2 separate regions of the Homo sapiens genome follow, and region 1 is linked to region 2. A link is an interaction called in ENCODE POLR2A ChIA-PET data of the cell type or tissue named here. Cell type or tissue: PC-3. All regions are shown on one strand. Each heading gives the region's core, and the rest is flanking DNA. Links, peaks and the distances in the headings are about the cores only.

What was found. ChIA-PET counts read pairs that join two places held together with the same protein. Peaks named below come from ENCODE experiments on the same cell type or tissue, not always from the same donor. Only the 100,000 strongest peaks of a DNase experiment are listed, where the experiment ranks them.
Region 1: POLR2A ChIA-PET joins it to region 2 with 30 read pairs; 9 of 35 experiments call an interaction of 5 or more read pairs at or near these places.

The regions. Positions count from the first base shown.
Region 1 is chr2:74,867,025-74,870,854 of GRCh38, reverse strand. HK2 (hexokinase 2) reads right to left here. Exons shown (of 18, transcript NM_000189.5): 3 at 3,071-3,219. Among named protein-coding and RNA genes, the nearest start is that of HK2, 35 kb to the right of the region's middle. In PC-3, for the core only: no CTCF peak of the experiment used is centred there; a DNase peak (open chromatin) is centred at 2,724; H3K27ac peaks cover 1,680 bases.
Region 2 is chr2:74,717,026-74,722,391 of GRCh38, reverse strand. It overlaps LOC102724497 (a long non-coding RNA gene), which reads right to left. Exons shown (of 3, transcript XR_427047.5): 2 at 559-618. Among named protein-coding and RNA genes, the nearest start is that of SEMA4F, 65 kb to the right of the region's middle. In PC-3, for the core only: no CTCF peak of the experiment used is centred there; a DNase peak (open chromatin) is centred at 3,111; H3K27ac peaks cover 1,538 bases.

The DNA.
Region 1 (3,830 bases), core at 1,331-3,830, 150 kb before region 2:
GAGGCTGAACCTTCGACCTCCAAACCAAAACATTTTCAAGAGCAAAGGCTGGGGAGGACAAGGCTCTCTTGCCATGGGGATCACCAGTGCAGGTGAGCCAACTCCCTTGAACAGAGTTCAAGTATTTTAACATGAAAATAGGGATATATTCAGCAAATTCTGTTCTGTCGGGAAGGTGACTAGAGATGAATTATATGATACGTATATTAAACAAATTCCCAGCACCTTCTTCCTGGCACTCTAGTCAAAATGATCTTTAGTACAAATAGTTTTTATCCCAAAAAAAAAAAAAAAAAAAAAGGGAGATGCAGAAGTTGTGCAAAGAGATAAGGCCAATCATCAAAGACTGGAGGTGGGGGTTAGAAGGGGGAAAAGCAAAATGGTTTCTCCTCCCCCAGCTCTGATCACTGCTTTCTTTCCAGTTGCGCTCCTAACATAGGAAGGTAGAGAAAAATAGACCGTGAAGAAGCATTAAATACTGCCCTGCCCAATATAGTAGCCACTGGCCATCTGTGGCTATGTCAATTAATTAGAATTTTTAAAACAGGCCGGCGCAGTGGCTCCTGCCTGTAATCCCAGCACTTCGGGAGGCGAAGACGGGCAGATCACTTGAGGTCAGAAGCTCAAAGCCAACATGGTGATTCAAAAAATTAGCTGTCTCTACTAAAAATTCAAAAAATTAGCCGGGCCTGGTGGTGCACACCTGTAGTCCCAGCTACTCGGGAGGCTGAGGAAGGAGAATCGCTTGAACCTGGGGGGCAGAAATTGCAGAGAGCCGGGATGGTGCCACCGCACTCTTGGGTGTCACGCTTGGGTGACAGAGTGAGACTGTCTCAAAAAAAAAAAAAAAAAAGAAAAGAAAAGAAAAAAGACCTTAAAAATTCAGTTCCTCCGTCACACCAGCCACACTTCAAGGGCTCGATGCCACAGGGTCAGTGCCTATCATATTGCACAGGGAAGATAGGAGACAGTTCCATTGCTGCAAGAAGTTCCACTGGCTAGGGCTGGGTTCAAAGAACCTACATCTTTTCTCAAGTGGGAAGAGGAGACCTTCTGCTTCCTTGAATTGGAAGACAATCTCGTTCTCTTTGAGGAGGATCTATGGGTAAGATGCAGAGAAAGAGCTAACACGTTCCTGTCATAAAAAGGCTCAAAGGGCATCATTTTATGAAGTTAAAATGGTTTCCTTTTCCTTACTGGTCTGAAAATCTGCTCACTTCCCTTTCCACGAGATATACGTTTAAAATCTTAAAGTGGCTGCCATTCAGGTTTGCAATCCACTGCTCTTCAGGAGAAGTTAATGTGCCGGAAGACAGACTTTACCGAAGGACCCCCATTGCCCAGGTTCACAATTCTTCAAAAACCTTTGCAAGTTTGGGATTCCAAGATTTGTTCTTAACCAAAGTGTATATTTACAATCCATTTGTTTTCCTTTAAGTAAAATACTGATACCAAGTACCAAAAAAGGGGGAAAATATGGGAAAAATAGCACCAGTAATTCCACCACTAAAATAGCCACAATGAACTTCCTTTCAGCCTTTTTTCCAAGTGTTTTCTGCTGCTTTTAGGTACACAGCAGTCTTCCTATTCCTTAGGATCAAAGATACCTATATTTTCTTCTAGCTTTCTTTCCTTTTCATTTTTAAATAGCATTTTTCACTTACTTAAAATCTTTCTAATATCTCAACAGTTTTAATGCTCTTCAAGGTGGGTCTCATAGTTGTTTTTTTTTTTAATCCGGACTATACTGTTTTTCTTATATATTGCATGGAGAGTAGGTTTTCTTGATACCCTCTAACTAGGTGGTCTGAGCAATTTTAAGCTTTTTTCAAGAAGAACTTCACTCACATCTTGAATGTTTAAAATGGATTTTTTTTCTCAATTGGCAGAGACGCACTTCATTGTCCTTGCCAGGCTCTAGGGATGACGCTGCAGGGACTGCAAGGTGCCTGGCCCCTGCATGTTGTCAGGATACAAGCAACAGGGAGGGTGTTGTTCTTGTAAAACTTAAAAATCCACCTAACAAGTCACCATCACGTTACAAGTCTTTTACATAATCACAGCCAAACTTTAGATGTTATTTTGTTTGTTTTGTTTTGTCTTATCTAGTTTACTTGGTTCTTAAACATTTATCATCTGGGGGATGTGGCCCAAGGCAGGAGATCGAGGCAACGGGAAGAAAAGGCAACCACATCCCCCACAACAGGGAACAATGCAATTACTAGCCACAGAAAGTGACAGCACAAGAAGCAATTAGATAAACAGACAAAAACCCCTGTGAAAAAAACACGAAGAGTACTAGATTATGCACCAGCACTATGCCAAATACTTAACAGGTATCATCTCCTCTAATCTACACCACAATCCGTACACTATCATCCCTTTTTACAGATGAATAAACTGAGGTCTATCACTTGCCCAGAATCACACAGCTAGAGTGCCTGAATACAGGACCCAATCTCTTTAATACCTCAGCTTGGTGCAGGCATAGGAGTGGCAGTGGAAGGGCCGCTACCCTCTGTGTCCCTCCTGACGTTATACTGGAGCCACGTGACAACTTCGGTAAAGCTCAAATGCCCACAGCCCTAGGGATGCAGCCTCCCTTCTCCAACCCCAGCATGATAACAAGGAAAGCAGGTTTACCTCAAGGCCACCCCAAAGACAAATAATGAGTCTAAAAATATCTCCCCAGCGTGTTCTACTCATGGTCAGAAATTCCTTTCCCAGGAGGGAGCCTTGTGTGGGAGAGGGAACAGCCGACCACGAATCAGAGGGCTTGACCTCTTCCAAGCCCTGAGGCCCGAGATGTGACAACACTGAACAGCGTCTTACTTGGATTTCATGCTTCTTCTCTAGTCACTCCTTTTAATACTGAGTACATGTTGGGTATAAAATACAACCAGAACAGCCTGAGCTCCGGCTGAGAGGGAGCCCTTACAGCTGTGCTGGCATCCATGAGTGTCTTGGGTGACTGCCTATCCACACGCTGGGAGCGGCTGGAGAAAGTACAGAAAGAACATGCCAAGGAAGTTTTTTGTCACCAGGGGCTGCCCTGAGAGAAGGGTCATACCTGGGTGCCACTGCCTCGCATGATGTCCTCAGGGATGGCATAGATCTGATTCTCCATCTCCACCTTCTGGAGCCCATTGTCCGTTACTTTCACCCAAAGCACACGGAAGTTGGTCCCTCCAAGATCCAGAGCCAGGAACTCTCCGTGTTCTGCAGAGAAAGGAAGGGCCACTATTAATTTTGGGCAAAATTCTTCCAGGAACCAACCGAGACTTAAAACTCCAAGTCCCTCCAGGAATATCTGTGGGTAAGGGGCGGCCAGTGGGATTCACTCCTCTACAGACATTACATATAGTCTAATTTCATGCTATACACCTTTACATTATTATTTTTTTAATTCTCAGAGCTTTATTAAAACTGGAAACTCACAGGGCTGTTTTTTTTTTAATCCCTCACTCCCTTCCCATCCTTTCCTCTGAGTCTCCAAAGTCAATTGTATTATTCTTATGCTTTTGCATCCTCATAGCTTAGTTCCCAATTATGAGTGAGAACATATGATGTTTGGTTTTCCATTCCAGAGTTACTTCACTTAGAATAATGGTCTCCAATCCCATCCAGGTTGCTACGAATGCCATTAATTTGTTCCTTTTTATGGCTAAGTAGTATTCTGTCGCATATACATTACTTTTATAATTCAATCAACAATATAAGACAGTTTCGCATCCAACGATGTGCTCACCCCCTCCTGAGAGCCGACTACCTCCTCAGTGCTTTCAGCAAGCCCCATGCCAGGGGTGCATGCCTCCATCCTGTTCCTCATA
Region 2 (5,366 bases), core at 1,666-4,165:
ACATCCTTGGGACACTTGGCCCTTTTACCTGCCAGTGTCCCCAGTGGCAACCCTCACTCTAGATCACCCACCACCTGCTCACTCCAGGATTGCCCACTTTTGCTAGAAAAAGTGTCATAACTATACCACAGGACCCGCTAAGTATTCCCACTCCACAACCCTATCTGGGCCCTTCCTGCTTCCATGGTTATCCATCTGGAGTTAGCTTCCTGTTGCTTCCCTCCCAGCCCTTGCAAAGAATTCTCTAGGCTCCATGAGTCTTCAACTCCATCCCAATGACTCTTACCATCAGCCAAGGATGTCACTTCAATTTTCTGGTCAAGTGAAAAGTCTTCAGGCATCTACTACCTCACCTCTGTTTCTCTCCACTTTGGAGTTTCTCTATGTTAACATCACTCCTTTTCTGTATTCCTCCTATTTCAGAGGAAGAGGTGGTGTTTTAATTTCCTTGACCAGGCAAACCCATCTGTTCTGGGTCCCATTTTATTATACCAATAATCTCATTTTTAAAAAATTTTCTTACAGAGCATTTTAAATACATACACATAATTTTATTACCTTTTTATATCTTCAAAATTCTCTGGCTTATTTCACTTGCAAGCTCAAGTCTCTTCCAGCCTTAAAAACAAAACAAAAAATAAATAAAAAATAATCTTAATCATTCCACTTCTTTGAGCTACTTCCTAATTTCTTTCCATTTTTTAAATGGCCACTGTTTCCAACAGGTTACCTTTTCTTTCTCCTCTTTGTTTCTTAACTTTCTACAATCTAGTTTCAATCTCTATCACTCCACTAAAATTCTTCTTTCTTTTTTGTAACTTTGTTATTTTGAAATTTCAGTTTTTTAAACAAGTTTGCAAAAAACTGTGAAGAGAGTTCCCATATATCCTTTGTCCAGCTTCCCCAAACTTTAACATATTACATAACCATAGGACATTTATCAAAAGCAGGAAATTAACTTTCAGACAATACTATTAATAAAACTATAGGCTTTATTAGAATTTCACCAATTGTCCTCCTGTTAATTAATTTCTAAAGCCATTCTTTTAAAAAAGTTTTCTACTAAAGTCATTTTAAACTTTGTTTTACTTCATAAATTCTGAATATAAAATTAAGGAATAATGAGTGGAAAACTTAGAAAATATGAAAAGATATAGGCCGGGTGCGGTGGCTCACGCCTGTAAGCCCAGCACTTTGGGAGGCCGAGGCGGGCGGATCACGAGGTCAGGAGATCGAGACCATCCTGGCTAACATGGTGAAACCCCGTCTCTACTAAAAACACAAAAAATCAGCCGGGCGTGGTGGTGGGTGCCTGTAGTCCCAGCTACTCGGGAGGCTGAGGCAGGAGAATGGCGTGAACCTGGGAGGCAGAGCTTGCAGTGAGCCAAGATCACGCCCCTGCACTCCATCCTGGGTGACAGAGAGAGACTCCATCTCAAAAAAAAAAAAAAAAAAAAGATATAAAGAAGAAAAAAAACTACCCACAATCTGGCCAGAGATAAAGCTTCTAATCTACAGGGCATACCAGGGACAGAAGAACATGTTAAATACCACCATGGAAATATCAACACAATTCAGACGGTGGATTTATTTTTTATTTATTTATTTATTTTTTGAGATGGAGTTTTGCTCTTGTTGCCCAGGCTGGAGTGCAATGGCACAATCTTGGCTCACTGCAACCTCCGCCTCCTGGGGTTCAAGCAATTCTTCTGCCTCAGCCTTCCCAAGTAGCTGGGATTACAGGCATGTGCCACCACGCCTGGCTAATTTTTGTATTTTTAGTAGAGACGGGGTTTCTTCATGTTGGTCAGGCTGGTCTCGAACTCCTGACCTCAGGTGATCTGCCCGCCTCAGCCTTCCAAAGTGCTGGGATTATAGGTGTGAGCCACCAAGACATTCAGTTCCCAGGGGCAGGCAGGAGACAGTGGCCTTCCTCTATCTCAACTGCAACGGGCTTTCCTCTTTCACAAATCCACCTCAACACAGACCCTTTACGGGTGTCGGGCTGGGAGACGGTCAGGTCTTTCTCACCCCACGAGGCCATACTTCAGACTATCACATGGGGAGAAACCTTAGACAATACCTGGCTTTCCAAGGCAGAGGTCCCTGCGGCTTTTCACAATGCATTGTGCCCCTGGTTTATTGAGACTAGAGAATAGCGATGACTTTTACCAAGCATACTGCTTGTAAACATTTTGTTAACAAGACACATCCTGCACAGCCCTAAATCCCTTAAACCTTGGTTCCATACAACACATGTTTTTGTGAACTCAAAGTTGGAACAAAATAGCTGGGGCAAAGTGGCTGGGGCAAAGTTACAAATTAACAACATCTCAACAAAGCAATTGTTCAAGATACAGGTCAAAATAGAATTCCTTATGTCTTCCCTTTCTACATAGACACAGTAACAGTCTGATCTCTCTTTCTTTTCCCTACAACTGTGGATTTCTTCAGGAAAAAAAATTCAAGGAAAAATAAAAGAGATGAAAGGGGAATCTGTAACTTAAAAAGATGTTCATAAGCTAGATTAACCAATTGCAAAAGGTGAACTTTGTGTGGATTCCAATTTAAATAAACTACAAAAATTATAAGACAATCAGGAATCTGAAAATCCTGAATATTTATTTAGTAATGCTAAGAAATTATTGTTATTTTTAAAGCATGATAATACTATGCTTACATAAGGAACATTTATTTTAGATATAGCTATTGAAATATTTAAAGATGGAATGACTGCTTCAAAGTAATGGGATGGGGGAAATAGGTGGGGGTATAGGCGAAACAGATTGCCATGCACTAATAATTGTTAAAGTCAAAGGATGAGTAAATTAGGTTCATTAAAACGTTTTCTCTGCTTTTGTGTATGATTTGAAATTATCCATTGTGAATGCTTTTTAAAAAAAAATGAATCATCTATTCAACATTCAAAGTCATTAAAAATAAATTTAGACTTTTTTGCCTTAGTTTTTCAAATACATAGCACAAAGAATCACATCGTTTAAGTCTGGCAAATACCAGCACAAAAGACCTTTTATATCCACCTGTGTCCTCCAGGTCTCACTAACCCAGCCAATATTTCCCTTGTCTGACTCACTCCCAAACTCTGCCCTACCCAGGCTGTTCTGCCTTCTTTGCCTCCTTCGTGACCCTTTTACTCTTGCCCTTTGCTACCCTCTTCCTGATCTTCCCTGGATCCTTCATGCAAGTAGCTCCAAGCCCTTTCTAATTTGAAGCAATCCAGTCTTTCAAATTCCAGTTCCATGGCTCTGCTCATAACCTTCTAATTCCATGGCTCTGCTCATAACCTTGCTTCACTCAATAAAAGCACAAGAGCCTGGCAGAGAACAAAGGAAAACTCCCTAGTATATGTTAATATTCTGTTTGTGTTTAAAAGGTAGGCAGACAAAATAAACTTGGAATTATGTTTTATAGACATAATTGTATCCTCTCTTACGCTTTAATTTCTTTCTTTTTCTTTCTTTCCTCATTCTTTTCTTTAACATTATATTATAAACACTTTGCCAATTCCCTGTTCTTTGAAAACCTGGTTTTTAATGTCTGTGGAATATTCTGTCACATACATGAGCTGTAATGTATTTATCTCATCCTCTTTTGTTAGATCCAGTGACCCCTTAGTTGCCAAAGAAATTCAGTCCTCACCCTCCTTGACTTTCTACAGTACTTTGACACTGGTGACCACGCTCTGCCTTAAAATGTTCTCTCATTGGCTTTCCTGATATCCTCTCAATCTCACTCCTCTCTGACTGGTCATTCTCCTGCCTTCTGTGACCTGTCTTCCTCCTGCTCCCTGAATAAAATCCCTCCCCAAGGTTCCATTAGATTCTTTCTTTTCCTCTCTTTACTCTCATTCCCTAGGTGGGTTCTTTCTCCCTTGGCTTCACGTGAAGGACTCCCAGATCTTACAACTTCATCCCTAACCCCTTCCCAGTGTCCCAGACCTGCATCAACCCTGTCTGTTGTGCATGTTCACCAAAATATAGCCCAGTGCAGTCCCACCAACACGACTAAGCAACCAAAAGGAGCTATCCAGAAGCAGCTCAGCCTGCCTCCTCCCACCTGACCACAATGCTGCATCTCCTCAGGATTCAGCTCAATGCCTTGGATTCACCACCAACCCTTTCCTTCACCGTCCACTTCACCAAGTCACCAAGCCCTAAAGAATCTACTTCTGACATGTCTCCCATGACAATTTCTTACTTTGGATTCTCACTGCTCCATTCAGACTGTGAATAGGGTCAACAATTTTCATCTCCCATTTGCATTCACCTCCTACTTGGTCTTTTCTCCTCCTCCTCTGTCTCTGTTCTCTCCAATCCATCTTACCAATCAATCTTCCTAAAGTCTGACTTTAGTTAGGTGACTTACCTGTTCAGTAATCTTCAGTGGCTCCCTATTACTTAACCAAATTGAATTCTGACATTTAAGGTACAATTTAATAGGACCTGCCAAACAATTTCCCTAATCTCACTTCTCTCTTCTTCCCACACATATCTTGGAGGGGGAATAGCATGGCTCCAGAGTCGAATCCCAACCTAGTAGTGCTATAGCCTTGGGTAAATTATTTAAGTCATCTGAGCCTCTGCTTCCCCATCCATAAAATGGTAGTATTAGCAGCATCTACCTCATGTGTGATTATGAGGATAAGATGAAAAATATATATATAAAGTAAATAATATCCAGCATACAGTAGGTTCTTGATAAATATCACTTACTACTTTTATTGCATCACTGCAGTCAAACTGCATTGCTTGGTTTTCCCATATAAATTTTACGACTTATTTCCCCTCCTAATTTTGCTCCTACTCTTCCCTCTGCCTAACTTTGACACAACATCTTTGCCTTCTGAAAGCACCTCCTAGACTCTAAGGCCCTACTCAGGTGCTGCTTTCTCTGTGAACTTTTCTTTGACCACCAGCCACAGGAGCTCTCTTCTTGCTCCTCTGAATGGTAGCGCTCTGCTTCCAGCACTCTGAGGCATTTATACTGCCTTCTGGTGAGCTGTGTGAATGCTTTATCTCCTACAAATCAGGGCAGGACCATGTCTTCCTCATGTTTAATTTCCTCTACACTGTCCAGCACAGGATCTGGCACAAAGTTGAAACTCAGGAAACTTTAATGGAAAGATTGAGTGGATGACATTTCCTGTTTCTCATCAATAAAGTTTCATCTTCATACTCAACTGTTAAATATTTATTGTCTCTTTTTAATACATCTTATTAAGCCTAGGATTAATCAATATGGTTCCTGTTCTCTCAAAGCTCACAGCTAGTTCAGATTATACTTTCAGAAAGTAGAATGAAAACAAGTCAGGGCAATATTTAACAATGTGTTTAATCAACTATAAT